2 separate regions of the Homo sapiens genome follow, and region 2 is linked to region 1. A link is a contact called in ENCODE Hi-C data. All regions are on one chromosome and are shown on one strand. The core of a region is the stretch at or near the end of the contact, and the rest is flanking DNA. Distances in the headings are between cores, read along the strand shown.

Region 1 (4,050 bases), core at 1,430-3,929:
TGATAAAATAAATAACAATAGTAATAAAAATAAAACTAACCTGATAAAACTAAGCAGGATGATGGCTACCCTTGGAGGATAGTGCCTGTAGGTAGGGGTAATGGGAAGATTGGAAATATTCTGGGTCTTAATCAGGGCACTGGTTACACAGGTGTGCTCAGTTGTGACAATCCACTGAGTGTATCCTTCAGAACTGCATTATTTTCTGGAATTATACTTCAACAGACTGTTAAATTCACCAAGGTCTGATCAGTCATCTCCCTTTAACTTGGCTTTCCGGCAAGAGTCTGTGCATACACAATAATAATTCGAAGGCAAAATCAGGGGGAAGCCTTGTTTTCTACGGGATATTTTTCAGCCATCGGGAATCCCTCTGGGCAGGGAGGAAGGAGATAGAACATAATCTATGCTACCGCTAGTTTAAATGACTGAGCTGAGTATGGCTAACACTTCACTTTCTCAAAAGTGAACAAATTCTGCAGCCGGATAACTCTCCCTTCTACCACCATACACGCAGACAAACGAAACCCAGACCACACAGAACACTGCGCCACCAAGAGATACACACCATCTCTACAGAGACACACTTTGACTCCTCAGAGACAACACACACACACACAGCCTCCCCCCACTCTCCAGAAACAGTCCCACAGACACAGCTTCTGGCCCACAGAGACAGCTCGCAGATGGAGGTAGTGGTGGGTAATTAGGAGAGACGCAGCTGCCCATGGCCAGGCAAAGGAACGTGAGCAGGAAGATGGAAAGCAGTATCTTCAAAGTCTTGGGAAACTAAATTTCTCTAAAAAGATTTTGAAATCTGCAAATAGGGTCCCAGATATTGCTGTAAAATTTTTTAAATTACCTCCATTTCCACCGTAGACCCAGATGCCTTGAACCATCTTCCTTCGACTTTTTAATAAAACCCCAGTGCATTTTCACATTTATCATATCCTATGAACTCCAAGTTCCTTGGGAAGATTGAAAGGCGGCGGGGATTATTTCATTTTATAAATGAAAAAGTTCAGGTTCAAAGATGCTGGTCAGTCATCACAAAACTAAGTATTGATCTCATGGCTGAGTTTCAGAGTTGGGGTGGGGGAGGCTGAGTTGAAGGGACAAGGTGATAATGGCAAGAGAGGCTAGGTGACGCTCTCCCCAGCCCAGAGCTCTGAGAAGCGCCCACAACACCACAGGCGGCCCCACTGGAGCCACCTCAAAGGACCTGGAGTAAAAGAATCACACCCGACATCATTTGCATACCCCAAGACTGGCCAGCCCCCAGTCTCAGTCTTCCTCCCCTGAGTAAGTGTCAAGAAAATCAACAAATCGAGATCATGGTCGGGGAGATGGAGAGCATGGAAATGAAGCCAGACTCAAGGCATTTTCTAGGAGCGGATAGGAGCCAACGTTAGCGAACCAAGCCCACAGCGTACTCGCTTCTCTTAGGAAGTCCCTAGGCCCAAACCAGTGTGTGCATTTAAGAGTTTTGGGATACGTACTTATCCTTGGGGACGGTGCTTATTTGGCAAAAGAAAAGAGGAGCAGGACGGATATAAGAACAAATTCCCCTACCCTGCCAAGACGTCAGTAAATTAAGGAACAAGAAGGGGAGCAAGTGCTCCAAAAAGCCGCAGGTCTTGGGGTTCCCACCACTGAATCTTTCCGCTCCACGCGTCCATCAGGAAGATCCTCCGCCGTTACCTCCAAATCTATGTAGAGCCCCCTGGGATTGGCTCCCTACCTCTTCAAGTCTGGCGGCTGTGGCGGAAAGGGAGTATGAGGAGGAACCCGGGATGAAGCTGAAGTGACCGCCCCGCCAACAGCTCTCCCCTCCCCAGGCAGCCCGCGGGCGAGGGCCAGACGCAATCCACCTGTGTTCTAACTCTGAGCACCAGCTGTGACCTTGAGAGAGTCCCTGATTACCCCCGTTTTACAGAATTAAGAGTTTGAGTCAGGTCCGTCGCGCTGGGCTGCTTGCGGGGCGCTTAACGGATGGTTTGAGGCGTCCCGCCGGTGCGCCCGCAGCACAGTAGGTACGCGGTGAACCGCAGCCCAAGCACTACGTGGCCATCCGGGATCGGAAAACGCGAGGGAAACGCAGAGGCGAGCTCCCACCCCAGCAGCGAGAGAAAGAGGCGATTCTGGCTCCGCGATGATCCCTGAGCAAGTTCAAGTACCCGCGCCCCTCGCCCCTCCGCAGAGGCTGACTGGCCGCGCCTAGGGTTCCTGGCTCCGGACGCGCACAGGGTGCGGGGGAGCGTGAGAGACACCTCCACACCTTCACACACCCACCCCCGAAGTTGCGGCAACGTTGAGGGGAGAGTGGCGCAAAGCTGCCAGAGGGGAGAAGAGGGAGGCGGACGGTACTCACGGGGGGTGGCCAGCCTGAAGCAAGTCCGCGACCGGGGTCATCGATGGCGGCCGGGCTCAGGCCACCGCGCCTCAGTACGCCCAGGGCACCTGCCGCAACGCGCCGCGTGGATTAGAGGCTGCCGGCGGCGAAGAAGGGGCGCGGGTCGGTCTGCGCGCTAAAGCTGGGCTGCAGCACCGCGGGGGCTCGGCTGCCAGAACCGCAGCCGCAGCGGGAACCCGGGAACCGACAGGAGGCGGGAGCGCAGCGGCGTCGGCAGCAGCGGCTGCGAGGGAGGCGCCCGCGCCGCAGGCAGCCAGGGCCAGCCTGGCCGCAGCCACCGCCGACACCTGCTGGCCCGGCCGAGAGCCAATCAGAGGCGCCCGGAGCGGGGGAGCCTGCGGAGGCGGGGCGGGGGCGCGTGCAGGGCGCCCGGCGGGAGGGGCGGCCCGCGATCGCGCCTGCGCCGGGGCAGGGGGTGCCCGCCGGGCCGGTTCCTCCAGAGCACCTCGGGCGCGCGGGCGGCACGCGCCGGGAGGGGCGGGGCGCACCGGGAGGAGGCGGGGCAGGGCTGCGCGCGCCCGGGGCGGGGACCCGCGCCCCTCCCGGGGCTCTTCCCTGCGGCGCAGTGCAGTATTGGGGCCGCGGTTCGGGAGCCCCCATGTGCGACTCCAGGTCCTTCCCCGATTCTAAGTCAGGCTTTTCCTGTCTCCTGCCTCTGAGTCCTGGGGGCCCGGACCCTCAGTGACCGTAGAGTAATGGGTCACCAGAATCCGGGGCCTGCCTGAATCTAAGACATGGTGTGGCGCTCCTCCACAGACAGCTCTTCCCCACTTCACAGTCCCTGGGTAATTAAAGTCTCCGTAGTGACCCCTATCTGGATTGCTTTAATTCTCCCATAAATTTACTACTACGCTAACGACGCTCATTCATTCAACACACATCAAAGGGGTTACCGATCAGGGAGCTGTCCAGGCTAATGCGCCCCCAAGTCTCCCAAACACAGCTGCGGAACCGCCGGGTTAGTGAGCCCGCGCTGTCAGAAAGACTCCCAAAGACTGCTGCAAGTGAGGAACGCTTTCGGGCTCGTGCCAGGAGTTCCCGGTCCTGGAAGAATGACTGGGAGTTGAAAGGTTCCACTCCAGGCCGGGACTTCATTGTGCGTTTGCATCCATTAAGCCAGGGATCTTCCTGAGACCCACTGCCTCAGCCCCAACAACTCGGCTGTGAAAACACTTTGTCAATTTTAGCTGCAGGGTGGAAGTCGCTCCATGAAAATAAAGCATTTATGGAGTTACACTGGCGATTTCTGAATCCCTGGAAATCCTCTCAAGCCGGTGGGTTGAGGCTGTTCTCTCCGTGTAAATGTGCGCAGTAGAAATAAATGGCTTGTTTGCTGATCAGTCCACAGCAGAAAACAAAACAAAACAAGACAAAACCTTAAAGAAAGGAACTCGGAAGGTAAAGGAGTTAATTTCTTTAAAGATTCGATTCCCTCCTTTAAAGGGATTTTAATGTCTACAAACTGGTAAAGTGGAAGGAAGTTAGTTTGTTTCTCTTTTGTTTACATTAAATTTAAATTTTATTTAGCTGTGCTTGATTAGCATTCATGTGGCACAAAATTCTAAAACTACAAATGGAACACAGTTAACAAGACTCCCTCCCACCCTTGTCTCTCAATTCCTCTTCCTGGGGGCAAC
Region 2 (3,707 bases), core at 1,020-3,519, 130 kb before region 1:
CCATTAAATCTTTACATTTTGGTTCTGTAATTTTTGAACATAATAATTCCAGAGCTTCAAAATAATTACAATTCTAAGTTATTTTCCTAGATATAGGTAGCAAAAACATGAAAGAAAAAATTATCTCTTTAGAAGTTATACATTTAGGTTTTTTTCTTTACAAAACTAATGGGCACTTTGCAAAAATTCTGCAGATACAAAAATTCTGCAAATCCCACCCACTATCCTATCAACCTAAGACAATCACTGTTAGGCCTTTGTTTTTTCTTTCTAACTTACACACACGTGCAGATAAGCACGTGTGTGTTTCACTAGATGTAATTTCAGTGATCATGATATTTTATGTCCTGCTTTATTTTTTTAACTGCATGGACTTTTTTTCCATGTAGCTACATAGTCTTCATGTGTATCCTTTTCAAGAGCTACAGAAAGAGCCAGATCACTCTAGAGTGTTGCCCTCTCTGGCTGTTTTCCTGCTGAAAGCTCTGCTTTGAACTGGCTGCTCTTTCTTGAGCTGTTTCATGTCAAAATTCCTTAGAGGTTGGCCACAGAAGACAAGGAGATAAACCAAAAGTGAGCTGAGTTTGTGGCTCATTAGGAAATTCATTAATGGGATTGGCAAGTTTTAATTTGAAGCCAAAGTGAGATTTGGGGGCAGCCTATGGTTTTCCAAGGTCCGGAAATGACATTCTAAAGTTGGCTCAACACAAGGACCCACAGAGGCTGACTGCACTATCACTCTGGTGGACAGAGGACTGGCCAGGGCTGGACGGTGTGGGTCATCACTCAGGAAATGAAGCATCTTCTATGAGGAAGGGAGGATAACAAGGTGGGAAGAGCATTGCCCTGGTGCCAGGCCAAGAGGGCTCAAACTCCTGCTTTGCCACTTGTGAGATGTAGAATGTTAGGCACCTCTCCACGCCTTAGCTTTCTCATCTGTTATATTAGCACCATCAGAATGGCTAAAGTGAAAATAGAAGGGCCGGGCTTGGTGGTGCATGCCTATAATTCCAGCACTCTGGGAGTTTGAGGCAGGAGGATCTCTTGAGGCTAGGATTTGACACCAGCCTGGGCAACATAGTGAGACCTCGTCTCTACAAAAAAGTTCTAAAATATTTTTAAAAGTAGGAAGATAAAATTAAAACAGATAATACCAAATTTTCATGAGCATATGGAATAATCAGAACCCTCATATGTTACTGGTGGGAGTGTAAACTGGTACAACTGCTTAGGAAAACTATTTGGCAATATCTGCCCTAATACATGCATTCTCTATGACCTAGCAATCCCATCTTTGGGTATATACATAGCAGAAATGCAGCCATAGGGTCATAAGAATATAGAATGCTCACAGCAGAAGTATCTATAAGAGACCCAAACTAGAAACTACCCAAATGCCCACAGACAGTAGAATAGATCAATACATTGAATACTATAGAGGAAAGAGAATAATCTGTACAACATGCAACATGCAGGTGACTCTTTTGAACATGACTGAACAAAGGAAACCAGACTCGAAAGAGGATATATTTATATAAATATAAATGATACCATTTATATAAAGTTCAAAAATAGGCAAATTAATTTATGTCACTAGAATTCAAGGCTGGCATTATCCTTGGTGAATAGTGATTAAAAGGCAGCACAGGGTGGCTTATGAAACTCAGACAGTTCACACTTCTTGATCTGTGTGCTGGTTACACAGGCATGTTCAGTTTCAGTTTCATGGGAGATGCCAAGCTTCCTGCTTTCTCCTAGGAGACCACAGTTTAGCCAAAGCTGGTTGAAAGCTGCTTCTCTGGACTCTCATCCCTACTTCTCTCTCCTCCTCCTTTTCATTTGAATTTTACTTTCTCTCTCTTTATAATTCTACCTATAATTTAATTCACTATAGTTCTAAATTGTCCTTTTTCCTCCACAAAAGCATATACCTATCATACATAGTATATATCAGTGGAGTGTTCATTCTTCCCTGGTTAGAATTCAAGGATACTAAAAGCTCTTAGTGTCACTAAACAAAATTCACTATTGTTATGAAAGTTAAAGTCAGCAGTAGCCATAATTTAGCAGTTAACCTGTCATTAGTGTTTCTATTTTTCTTATTAAATCATATCTTTTGGGCCTCTGGTCACTTTGTAGCTCTTCTTTGAGTCCCTTTCATAAGCTCCCTTCTTATTTGGGCCAATAAATGAAGGCCAAGCCCAAACAAAGGCCACATTGTATGTTATTGGGCAAATTCCAGTTCCTCTGATGGATGACAGGCCTCAAATATACAAGGACCAGGTGGCCACATCACAGAAACTGGTCAGAGTAAACAGCAGGACTGTGTCTGCACCCATGTCCAGAGGCTTTCCCCAGCCTGAGATGCTCTTCAGAATGTCCTGGTCCAAAATTTGTTGATCCCTTCAGCTAAACTATCCATTCTTCATGGTGAAAGTTAAAAGCCAAAAATAAGAACAACATGGTTTGACAGAAAAAAACCTCATGACTCTACTTTCTCTTTCACATTTTACTATTTGACCTTGTGTGAGGCACATGCACAATGTTAATGTCTCAGACAGGTCATCCCTAGTAGGGAGATTATAACATCCTGCCTATAGGAAGGCAGGGGATGGGCCATCCATAGTCACTTGAAGGCCCTTCCAGCAAGAGACCTGGACTGAAAGCACTAAATGATTTAACCTGGGTTGGAGCAAGATGACCAAGTGTATGGGGGTGGGTAGGCAGATCTGGGCATGGACGCCTGCTCTGTCACTGCCAAGCTGGGTGACTTTGGATCAGTGACCTACCTCATGGAACCTTTGTTTCAATGGAAATAATTAACTGTTATTGGGGATAACAACTAATGTGAAGACTAAGTTAAACCAAGTTCCATAAAACACTAAACTAAGCCAGACCACAAAGACAGATGAGGACAGATTTAGGGACCTGGAGAATGACAACTTGGCTTCAGTGCAACAGAGATACACACGTATACATTTTAAAGTTAAATATAAGTCACAAGTCCTCAAGAGAGTAATTAGAGCCCTGGGAGGAATCTGCCAGGCTGAAGCAACCCAGAACTGCAAGCTCCACGTCGGGGAGTCTTTGTGTATTACGGTGCAAGCATATTTCTGCATGCTGTATTTGCATGCTCTGCCTTCTGATTCTTTCTGTGACAGTGTCTCCCTGAGTCTCACTGCAGCTCATGTGGCTGTGCAACTCAGCACAGGCCAAGGCGAATGTTCTCAGAGAGGCATCATTATTCCAGAACTGGAAGTCCACCCTACCATGTCTTGTTTGCTGCTTGGAGATACTGGGGCTCTCAAGTTGTGAGTGCACATCTGAGCCATGGAGTTGGCCTTCGTGGTCCCTTCTCCCATTCCTGTTTCCTCCAGCCCCATAAATCCCCCATCACTCCCCTGTGGAGGCTGCACTAGCCACAATGGTTCTGACTCCTCTGTTGAAGGGACTAGAGCCAAGGCTAGTGTTTCCAGATTCTCCACAAATATTAATCTTGAGGATTCAGAAAGAAATTAGAATTCCTGAGAATCCTGGGAAATCCCAAAGTCATAAATTTCTTAAACACTTCCAACACTCTGTATACTCTTCACTCATTATTGCAGATACCTAAAAATGTCTTTAACAAAAAGAAATACTGGTTTAGTAGTATTTATAAAGAACTTCAGCCTATAATGAATATCCAAACAGGAAAATGGGGATGAACG

What was found. A loop is a pair of places that touch in the nucleus more often than their neighbours do.
Region 2: a map of dorsolateral prefrontal cortex shows a loop between it and region 1 (4-fold over the local background). The contact joins the enhancer-like site here to the promoter of MYRIP in region 1. A Hi-C loop is called at or near these places in 2 of 168 maps with a recorded cell type or tissue (HepG2 and dorsolateral prefrontal cortex).

The regions. Positions count from the first base shown.
Region 1 is chr3:39,808,238-39,812,287 of GRCh38, reverse strand. MYRIP (myosin VIIA and Rab interacting protein) reads right to left here and starts at 2,679. Exons shown (of 17, transcript NM_015460.4): 1 at 2,372-2,679.
Region 2 is chr3:39,936,078-39,939,784 of GRCh38, reverse strand. The region is part of intron 2 of MYRIP (myosin VIIA and Rab interacting protein); the gene reads right to left. Among named protein-coding and RNA genes, the nearest start is that of MYRIP, 130 kb to the right of the region's middle. RefSeq lists an enhancer at 2,073-2,367. Within about 2 kb of position 2,269, at least 3 of the 41 ENCODE cell types and tissues checked have a DNase peak (open chromatin) inside an H3K27ac peak, as active enhancers do; they include dorsolateral prefrontal cortex, where a contact is called at or near this core.